Linked DNA regions of Homo sapiens: regions 1 and 3 are each linked to region 2. Evidence: chromatin contacts called from ENCODE Hi-C or POLR2A ChIA-PET data. All regions are on one chromosome and are shown on one strand. The core of a region is the stretch at or near the end of the contact, and the rest is flanking DNA. Distances in the headings are between cores, read along the strand shown.

Evidence for each region. Hi-C counts contacts between places; a loop is a spot of excess contacts on that map. ChIA-PET counts read pairs that join two places held with the same protein, here RNA polymerase II (POLR2A). Pooled maps may share reads with other maps.
Region 1: a loop to region 2 is called in a pooled map, with 10 times the contacts of the local background. The contact joins the promoter of ARPC1B here to the promoter of HBP1 in region 2. A Hi-C loop is called at or near these places in 2 of 50 pooled maps. POLR2A ChIA-PET finds 5 or more read pairs at or near these places in 2 of 52 experiments (K562 and activated B cell).
Region 3: a map of CD8-positive, alpha-beta T cell shows a loop between it and region 2 (16-fold over the local background). The contact joins the promoter of IFRD1 here to the promoter of HBP1 in region 2. A Hi-C loop is called at or near these places in 3 of 168 maps with a recorded cell type or tissue (CD8-positive, alpha-beta T cell, gastrocnemius medialis and naive thymus-derived CD4-positive, alpha-beta T cell), 2 of 37 single-sample maps with no recorded cell type and 13 of 50 pooled maps. POLR2A ChIA-PET finds 5 or more read pairs at or near these places in 6 of 52 experiments (CD4-positive, alpha-beta T cell, CD4-positive, alpha-beta memory T cell, CD8-positive, alpha-beta T cell and 3 more).

The regions. Positions count from the first base shown.
Region 1 is chr7:99,373,307-99,376,006 of GRCh38, reverse strand. It overlaps ARPC1B (actin related protein 2/3 complex subunit 1B), which reads right to left and starts at 1,277. Exons shown (of 10, transcript NM_005720.4): 1 at 1,226-1,277. RefSeq lists silencers at 367-1,006, 1,017-1,896 and an enhancer at 2,197-2,697.
Region 2 is chr7:107,167,613-107,170,312 of GRCh38, reverse strand. It overlaps HBP1 (HMG-box transcription factor 1), which reads right to left and starts at 1,310. Exons shown (of 11, transcript NM_012257.4): 1 at 1,128-1,310. RefSeq lists silencers at 611-830, 1,091-1,190, 1,209-1,782 and an enhancer at 1,501-1,660.
Region 3 is chr7:112,449,116-112,451,815 of GRCh38, reverse strand. It overlaps IFRD1 (interferon related developmental regulator 1), which reads right to left and starts at 1,356. Exons shown (of 12, transcript NM_001550.4): 1 at 1,034-1,356. The coding sequence starts at 1,127. LOC128031837 reads right to left here and starts at 1,329. Exons shown (of 1, transcript NM_001414739.1): 1 at 1,171-1,329. The coding sequence starts at 1,329. The coding sequence ends at 1,171. RefSeq lists enhancers at 512-631, 752-801, 1,042-1,331, 631-1,448, 1,449-2,266.

The DNA of each region.
Region 1 (2,700 bases), core at 28-2,527, 7.8 Mb after region 2:
CACTGCAACCTCTGCCTCCCGGGTTCAAGCAATTCTCCTGCCTCAGCCTCCTGAGTAGCTGGGATTACAGGTGCGTGCCACCATGCCTGGGTAATTTTTGTATTTTTAGTAGAGACAGGGTTTCACCATGTCGGTCAGGCTAGTCTCGAACTCCTGACCTCAAGTGATCCGTCCACCTCGACTCCCAAAGTGTTGGGATTACAGGCATGAGCCACAGCGCCTGGCTACATTTTATTTATTTATTTTAATAGAGAAAGGGTCTCGCAATGCTGTCCATGCTGGCCTCCAACTCCTGGCCTCAAGCGATCCTCCCGCCTGGGCCTCTCAAAATGCTAGGATTCTATGTGTGAGCCACCGCGCCCGGCCGGGATGGGTGGTGGTAGCCTCCGGGCTGCATTGGCAGAGGAGGCAGGGGGAGGTCTGACTCCCCAGGCTTGCACTCCTGATCCCTTCACTGCCCGCGGGTGCAGCCCGGCCCCGCCCCGCCCTAGGCGGCCTGGCTGCTCTCCCAGCGCCTCCGGAAAGGGAGGGGCTGCTCGGATCTGCCCTGGCCGCGGAGCCCTGCAGCTGAGGGGGTGCGTTCCGGGACCCCGCCAGCCAGGCCCGCCCCGTACGGGACCCCTCGGACCTGGCCCGGGGGAGGCGGGTGGGAGCAGCGGGAGCGGCCAGGAGGGCAGGGGCGGGGCGGCAGGAGACGCCAGCTCATTTCCCGGCGGCTGCAACCCGGAAGGCTCCGGGGATGGAGGGGAAGTGACTGGGTGTGGGGCCCCGCCGGCCCGAAGTAACGGGGCTACACCGACCGACCGCGGGGCAAGGCTGGGGATGGGGGCCGGGGAGCAGGGGCGGAAGGCACGAGGCGGAAGCTTGGGGCCGGGGGCTGGGGACGCCCCGAGGGCGCCCGGTGCGCTGGGAGCCCGCGTTTCCACAGTCTGGCCCTGCGGCCACCCCCGCGCCCCCTCCAATCCCAGGGCTCCCTCTCCTTTCCGTGAGCCCCTCGTCCCCGCGCCCCCTCCTCTCCATGTGCCCCCACTCATCCCCGTGCCCCTATTGGGCGGCGCCCCACATCTATGCGTCCTCACTTCCAGGCGCCCCCCGGTCCCCTCCTTGCACCCCCTCTCATCCCTCCAGTCCCGCTCACTCCCAGGCGGCGCCCCACATCTACGCGCCCCCCCACCTCCAGGTGGCTCCCCTGACCCCCACCTCCGGGCGCCCCCACGGCCCTCACCTCCCGCGCCCCGGCCGCGGACTCTGGGCAGTCGACGCGCCGAACCGGCTCTGGGCTCCGCGCCGGAGCAGCAGCCACTTCCTCGTGGGCGGGGGGCGGGGCCTGCCGACCTCAGCCCGGTAGGGCCCGGGGGCGGGGACCTGGGGCAGCGGTCGCGAGATCCAGGTCCCGCCCTCCCTTCGGGGTGGGGGTGCTGCCGGTACCCGCGCAGACGTCGGAGCCCAAGGCTCTGTCCGCAGAAGCCGTCCGCAACCACCGTCAATGCTTTACCAATGGGGAAACTGAGGCTGGGAGCCAGGCGCGCAGCCTGAGCCGCCGCTGGGCTGGACCTCCGAGCCTGGGCCGGGCGCACGGCCCCCGGGGACTGCCGGGCGCAGGGTCGGGGAGTCACGTCCTCTGAGCCCGGACGGCGGGTACTGCGGGCTCCGCGCTCACACGCAGGTGAGCGGCTAGCGAGCCCTGCAGCCCCGTCGGCAGCCAGCGAGGAGCTCCCTTCACGCTGATGCCGGTGGGCGCCAACTGTGCAGGCCCTGGGCGGGGAGCAGGCGGTCCGGGCGTGGCCAGGGCAGCCCGGCCCCGCCCCCTTGGCCCTCCGTGTCCTCGCCACGAAACAGGGGTGCTGTCCCCGGGCAGGGTGACACTGGCCGCCCCTGCTGACGCTGGCCGGCCAGTTAACTTCTTTCCTTTCTGTTTTACGTCAATCGGCTTCACTTCTTTAAGTTACCCGGTTAGCCTTGCAGAGCCGCCTGATTGCGGGTCTTGGGCTAGGTGGTCCCCGGAGTCTTCCCATCCTGACCCTCTGCCTCTTCAGTGGATACGTGGCCTGGCGGCCAGGCAGATGGAAGAGACCCCAGTGAAAACCTTACCTCGGCCGGTCGCGGTGGCTCACGCCTGTAATCTCAGCACTTTGGGAGGCCGAGGCGGGAGGATCACGAGCTCAGATCGAGACCATCCTGGCTATCACGGTGAAACCTCGTCTCTACTAAACAATACAAAAATTAGCCAGGCGTGGTGGCGCATGCCTGTAATCCCAGCTACTCGGGAGGCTGAGGTAGAAGAATCGCTTGAATCTAGGAGGCAGAGGTTGCAGTGAGCCGAGATCGCGCCATTACACTCCAGCCTGGGCGACAGAGTGAGACTCTGTTTCAAAAAAAAAAAAAATTAGCTGCAAGGAGCCCCATGGCGTGATGGAGCGCTGCTGTAATCCCAGCTACTCGGGAGGCTGAGGCACGAGAATTGCTTGAACCCCGGGGGCAGAGGCTGCAGTGAGCCAAGATGGGGCCCCTGCACGCCAGCCTGGCAACAGAGCGAGACTTCCTCTCAAACAACAACAAAAACCTTCCCTCCTCTTCTCTCCTTCAGACCCCTCTCTCTAGTATTTGTGCAGGGTCTTCCTGGATCTCTGGAGATCCGAGGCCAGACTCCCACCCTGTCAGGCTTAGAGGCTTTGACACTCGCTGTTCCTTCTGCCTGGA
Region 2 (2,700 bases), core at 61-2,560:
CTATTAGGAGTGCTTACGGCTATTCAGAGGGAAGTATTAATAAAGCTAAAGCCTCCATCCGAGCTGTTAGTAGGACTCCATCGCTTCCCAGTATGTATAACTCCTTTTCTAAGCCTCCTCTCGTCCTGGCATCAGTGGCACCATGAGCCAAAAACAAAACAAACAGAAAACTTGAGTATTACCTCGCTGTCAGTGCTCCTTCTAAAAACGACTGTAGCTGAAAACTCCCTAAGAATGAACTCGAGTGTAGAGTGCACAGCGGAGAGTGAAACACCCTAGACAGCACGCAGCATTTAAAGCTACAAAAACCTGGCTGTCCACTTCGCCTGGTTTGTTTTGTTTTGTTTCAATCGGCCTGCGGTGGCAGCATAGGTTGAAAGGCGGAGACTGGAATCGCCTGCCAAGCCTCCTCTTTGGGTCACACAGAGCGGTGCCTCCCGGTTCACGCCAAGTCCATCCCCCACCCTCTTTCGCCATTCATCGCGTTCCCCTCCCTTCCCCCCATCATGTGACCGCAGCCCGGACTCCGGGCTTGTTTTTCCCCTCGGCTCAGCCCCAGCGCGCAGGCGCCTGGGAGCCCATTCATTCGAACTGCGTAACAATGAGCCCCGGGGCCCAGCGGCTCCGCGAGCTCCTCAGCTCAGCCAGAATCCCCCTCAGTCCAGAAGGAGGCGGCGCCTCACTGGGGTCCCCCACCTCCGGCCAGCCCCCCACCCCTGGCCAAGCTCCGACCCTCCGCCCACAAACGGGGAGTTGAAGTCAAACTTTCCTGGGCAGCCCCGGCGCTGCGTCGGCCCCTTCCCCCGCCCTGGCCCGCCCCATCTCCACACCCGGCCCGGCCACCCACCGCGCGACCTGGCCCGGAACTTCGCCCTCCCCCTGCCTCCTCCCGGCCCCCGCCCGAGACCCCCTAGCGCCGCCGCCCCGAAGCCCAGGTGAGCTCGCGGGAGACGCTGCTCCGGTGGGCTCGCCGCGGGCACCAATCGAACGGTTAACTGCCCCCACCCCAAGGGCAACCCTCCGAGAAGAAGGAACGAGGACCCGAGCCCTCCAGTCTGCCCAATCCCCCGCGCTCCTGCCCCTCCCTTCCCCACCCCCACCTCTTCCCTAACTGAAAGACAACAAACCTGCCGCGAAGTGCCGGCAGCCCAGGCGCGGGCCGCTCCGGCCACGACAACACCACCAGCAGCTCTCGTACCCCCTCTCCGACCGACGTCGGCCTCCCCCGCGCGGGTTACTGCTCCCGCGGCAGCTCTTACTCCTCAACCGAAACTTTCCTACTTACCAAACCCGTCGCCATTACCAAGTCTTTCAAGCTTCGTCTTCCCCCTCCCCTCAACCCCCTGGGGGTTGAGCCCCGCCCAGCTCTTTCGCCCTCTTATTGGACTGCAGAACTGCCATTCGGTTCTTCCCCTTTCCCATTGGGTGGTACCGTGGTCCGTCTCGGGGGGCGGGCATGTATTGACTTTTGTGTTGTGTTTACTGGAGAAGATGGCATGTCAATCACAAGAGTAAGTGCTTCGGATTGGACTATTGCCGAGAGTCCGGGGACCCAAGCCAAACTTTGTCCCCGAAATGGATTGTGGGTTCGTAGTCTCAAGCCTTGGTCCTTGGCTGTGGGAGACTGCTGGCCGGGGAAGAGCTGGACTACGTATCCCAGAGGCGCTCGCACAGCGCAGTCTTGATAGTAAACAAGAGTCATAGGGACACGTGTATCAGCTCGTTTGTTTTGGTGTCTGGGACAAAAGGGAGGGGGCGGAGGAAGGGAGTGTTTTAAAGCTTGGGCCTCTTCTTTTCCTCCGGGCCTCTGCTAACACTTAGAGCGGCCCAAGCCTCTTGCAGCACCCAATCCGGGCCATAAACAGCCAGAGTTGCTCGCTGCTCAAGAGTTTGGCAGGAGGCCAGGGTATTGTTTTAGTGCGAGGGGAAGGAGATGACTGCACCAGCGGAAGTACTGCAGGCTAGCGAGGGACTTGATCACCCACAAATCACGGCCCCAGGCACGAAGGGGTCGAAAGTGATGCTGGGGGCTGCACTGGCAGTGGGAAGAACTAGAAGTCCTTTCTCTTGTGCCTTGCCTCACCACTCCCAGGACAGCAACTTGAGATTGCCTTGTCAGCTCTGTTCAGTTCACCTAAGTTTGTTGAGCCGCCACCTAAGTGCCAGGAAGAGTGAGGCTGGGGGATGGACTGTGAGCAAGCGAGAAGCTGGAGTCTAGAGAATTTACAAAGCGGGGGCGGGGGCGGGCGATTACGAAATTGAGGCAAGTTAAAGCGGCATTTTCCATACTGATTAGTATGCTCGTTGGTTAACGTAATACAAAGGGTGTAATGTATGACGTAAACTGATTTAATTTGTGAATCATTATCAGTAAGTTTCTCTGGTGAGTTTTATTAACCCTCTTTTCCTTCTAGACGTTTTCTCATTGATGAAAGAAACTGTCTTTCCACTTCATTTCCACTAGGAGTTCCTCAAGTTACGAATTCTCTGACTCACCAGAGACGCTTCCCTGCTTTATAGTTAACTTCTCTTTAAACATGGCTGTCCATTCACAGTCGGCTGCATCTAGTCAATAATTGGTGTCTTTACCATTCACATTACAAAGGCATGATTAAGCTTTTTCCCCCCTTTGAACCTTTAGTGTTTAATCATTTAAATTGTGCTTTAGATTTTCTAACTTTAGATCACTAAATATATGCT
Region 3 (2,700 bases), core at 107-2,606, 5.3 Mb before region 2:
TGTGATAACGTCGGAGAATACTCCAATATTTAACTCCTGTTTAAATTTCTAAATAAAATATTACCCAGGTTATTTAATACTCGATTTGAGTTTATTGGGGTCTCTCCTAGAAGGGCCTTCCAATTCCAATTGGAATCCTTTTTCTTAACCATATAATAAGTAGAAAACCATAAGTTCAGTTAAGCACCTACTCATCCCACCCAGGAAAAGTTTCAACTTCGTAGCGAGGGCACAATAACCTCAACTTTTAGCCAACTGCAACCTAAGCTCCTCACCACCCTGCCTCTCTGGGGCTCACTGCAGAGAACATATAGAATGCAGCACAAAGGAGAACGCGTTTCTTCCCCCCGTGAGCAGGAGGTCGCCTCGGGTGGTCGCAGAGGTGCTAGAGGTTCAGGGCTTCTGCAGGTGCCAGTTAGGGGAAGGAGCACAGCCTAGGGGGGAGAAAGTGGTCCCCCCGCCTCCGACGCCTTCGCCTGGCCAGGTGGACCTGCGAGACGGAAAGCTTCCCCAGCGCCTCTGCGTCACCCCGGGCCCACCGCGCAAGGCCCAGGCCGCGTGACGCAAGAGCCCGTCCAAACCCGCCGGACGTCTGGCATCCCAGGAGCTCCATGTTGGAGCCAGGGTGTCAAAGGCGGCCAGTGACGGCACGGGCTCAACTCCCCGTTCTTCCCCACCCGTGGTCGGGGAGAGATCGGGCGAGATCGCCGCCGAGAAAGGAACTCTGACAATGGTTCCTTTCCCGCCCAGCTCCCGGTCAGCCCCTGTCCCGACACACTCTCAGGCCCAAGGACCCGTTCCTCCCTGCCCCCACGGCCGGTGCCCAAGAGTCCGGTTCGCACGCCAGATCTAAATCGCGCGAGGAGCAGCGCCCAGGGCACGCTGGGAATTGTAGTTCAGTAGCCAAACCACGCACCCTGGAAATGCAAATGTGTACATCAGAGAAAGAACTACAACTCCCACCGTGCCGAAGCATGGAAGACTCGCCAGCCTGGCCGGCAACTGGGATGCCGGCGGCGGGGATACCCCTTACCTGCTGTCGCCGCCGTCGCTGCGGCTGCTCCTGACCCGCCGCCGCCAGCACTGCTACCGCGGTGGGGAGTGTTCCGCTTCTTGTTCTTCGGCATCGTGGGACGCCCGGTGCCGCCCAGAGTCGGAGCTTAGCGAGGATCAGCCGATGGAGCTGCACTTTTTACTCGTGCGTCTGTGCGGCGGGCGGCTGAGAGGCGAGTCTTCGGCTAACAACAGAGTCGAGAAGCGGCGGGGGTAAGAGTGGGCGGTGGCGGCAGCAGAAATCCCCGTGAAGAGCTGTGATCGAAAACGATACATGTTTCTCTCTAGCGCGGGAGCTAAGGCGGGGCAGGGGAGGCCACGACGCCTTAAGTAGCAATACCGCCACCTGACGTCACTCTGTGGGCGGGGCTTGAGCGCTTCCCAACCAATCCCTGCACACCTCCCCACTGGACGCCTCCGTCGGGCGGGGCGCGGATCCTACCTACAAATCCCATGCGGCCAGTCTTCCGTCCGCGCCCAGGGAGCCTGTCTTCGTGGCCTCACTGAATTCTGGGAAACGTAGTAAGGCTGGGGCCGGGGCCTCCTCCCAGCCGTCTCTTCCCAACGGGCTTTTCTGCCCACTTGCTTTTCTCCTGGTGACCCCACCCCTGCCTCGGCGCGCCCCCGCCTTGGAACTGGGTGAGGTAGGCACCGGCGATGCACAGTGGGGCGAGTATGCCCTATGACGAGAGTCGGCTTCCAGCTGGCAGCTATGCAATCACCTTTGCTTCTCTTTCTCCGGAGGCTGGTGTTCTCCTTAACCTTTCCCCTACTTCCCTGCGGCACCTGCCAGGCACGCAGCCTTACCTCTCCTGGGTAACATTTCCATGGTTTTAGTTTTAACTAGTTCCATGAACTACTTAAGCCATCATCAGTACTGTACCTGTAATTGGACCGTGGTTCAGGGTTATGTGCCCCCCATCCCCCCCCCCCCCCAAAAAAAGGGATGCTTTCGTCTACTTAGTTGTGGAGTTCGTGTATATCTCAGATTCTAGACTAGGAATATATGACGATTCAGCGTTGTGGGTTTCTATACAAGAATGTGTCCCTTGACAATACTACCTGCCAGTTCTGAGAATTTCACAGCTGGTAAAACAAACACAAGTTATACAGATCAATAATCGCAGTGCTGCCTTTTTTCTCAAGGCACTCCTAGATCTCTGTCTTCCTTGTTAGGACATTTGTCTAGTATTTAGAGCCTGTTATTAGGTTCATATACTATGCTTATGACAGATCAAAGTCCCTGACTCACCTCAATGTAGGTGAGTCATCCGCCACTCCACCTCTCAGCTGAGCTCTATTCTATTTTCAATTGCCTGTAGCAAATTTCCACCAGAATGTTCCACTTGTGCCTCAACCCAACATCTCTGAAACGAATACTATATTTCCTTCTTCCTGTCTTCCCTTTGTTCACTGTACTATTTATTATCCTCCCATATGTTAAATTCCAAAACTCAAATTCATAGTCTTTTTTCCCTTTGATGCACCACCCCCTCCCCACCCGCAAAGCAATTAGTTTTAAAATAGCACTCTTAAATTCCTGTCCTATTCTGTGATCACATGTGACCTCAGTTCATGCCTGGGCATTTTAAGCGATCTCCCAGTCTTTTCATCCATGTTTCATGCACAGTAATGCTGCCAGATTTA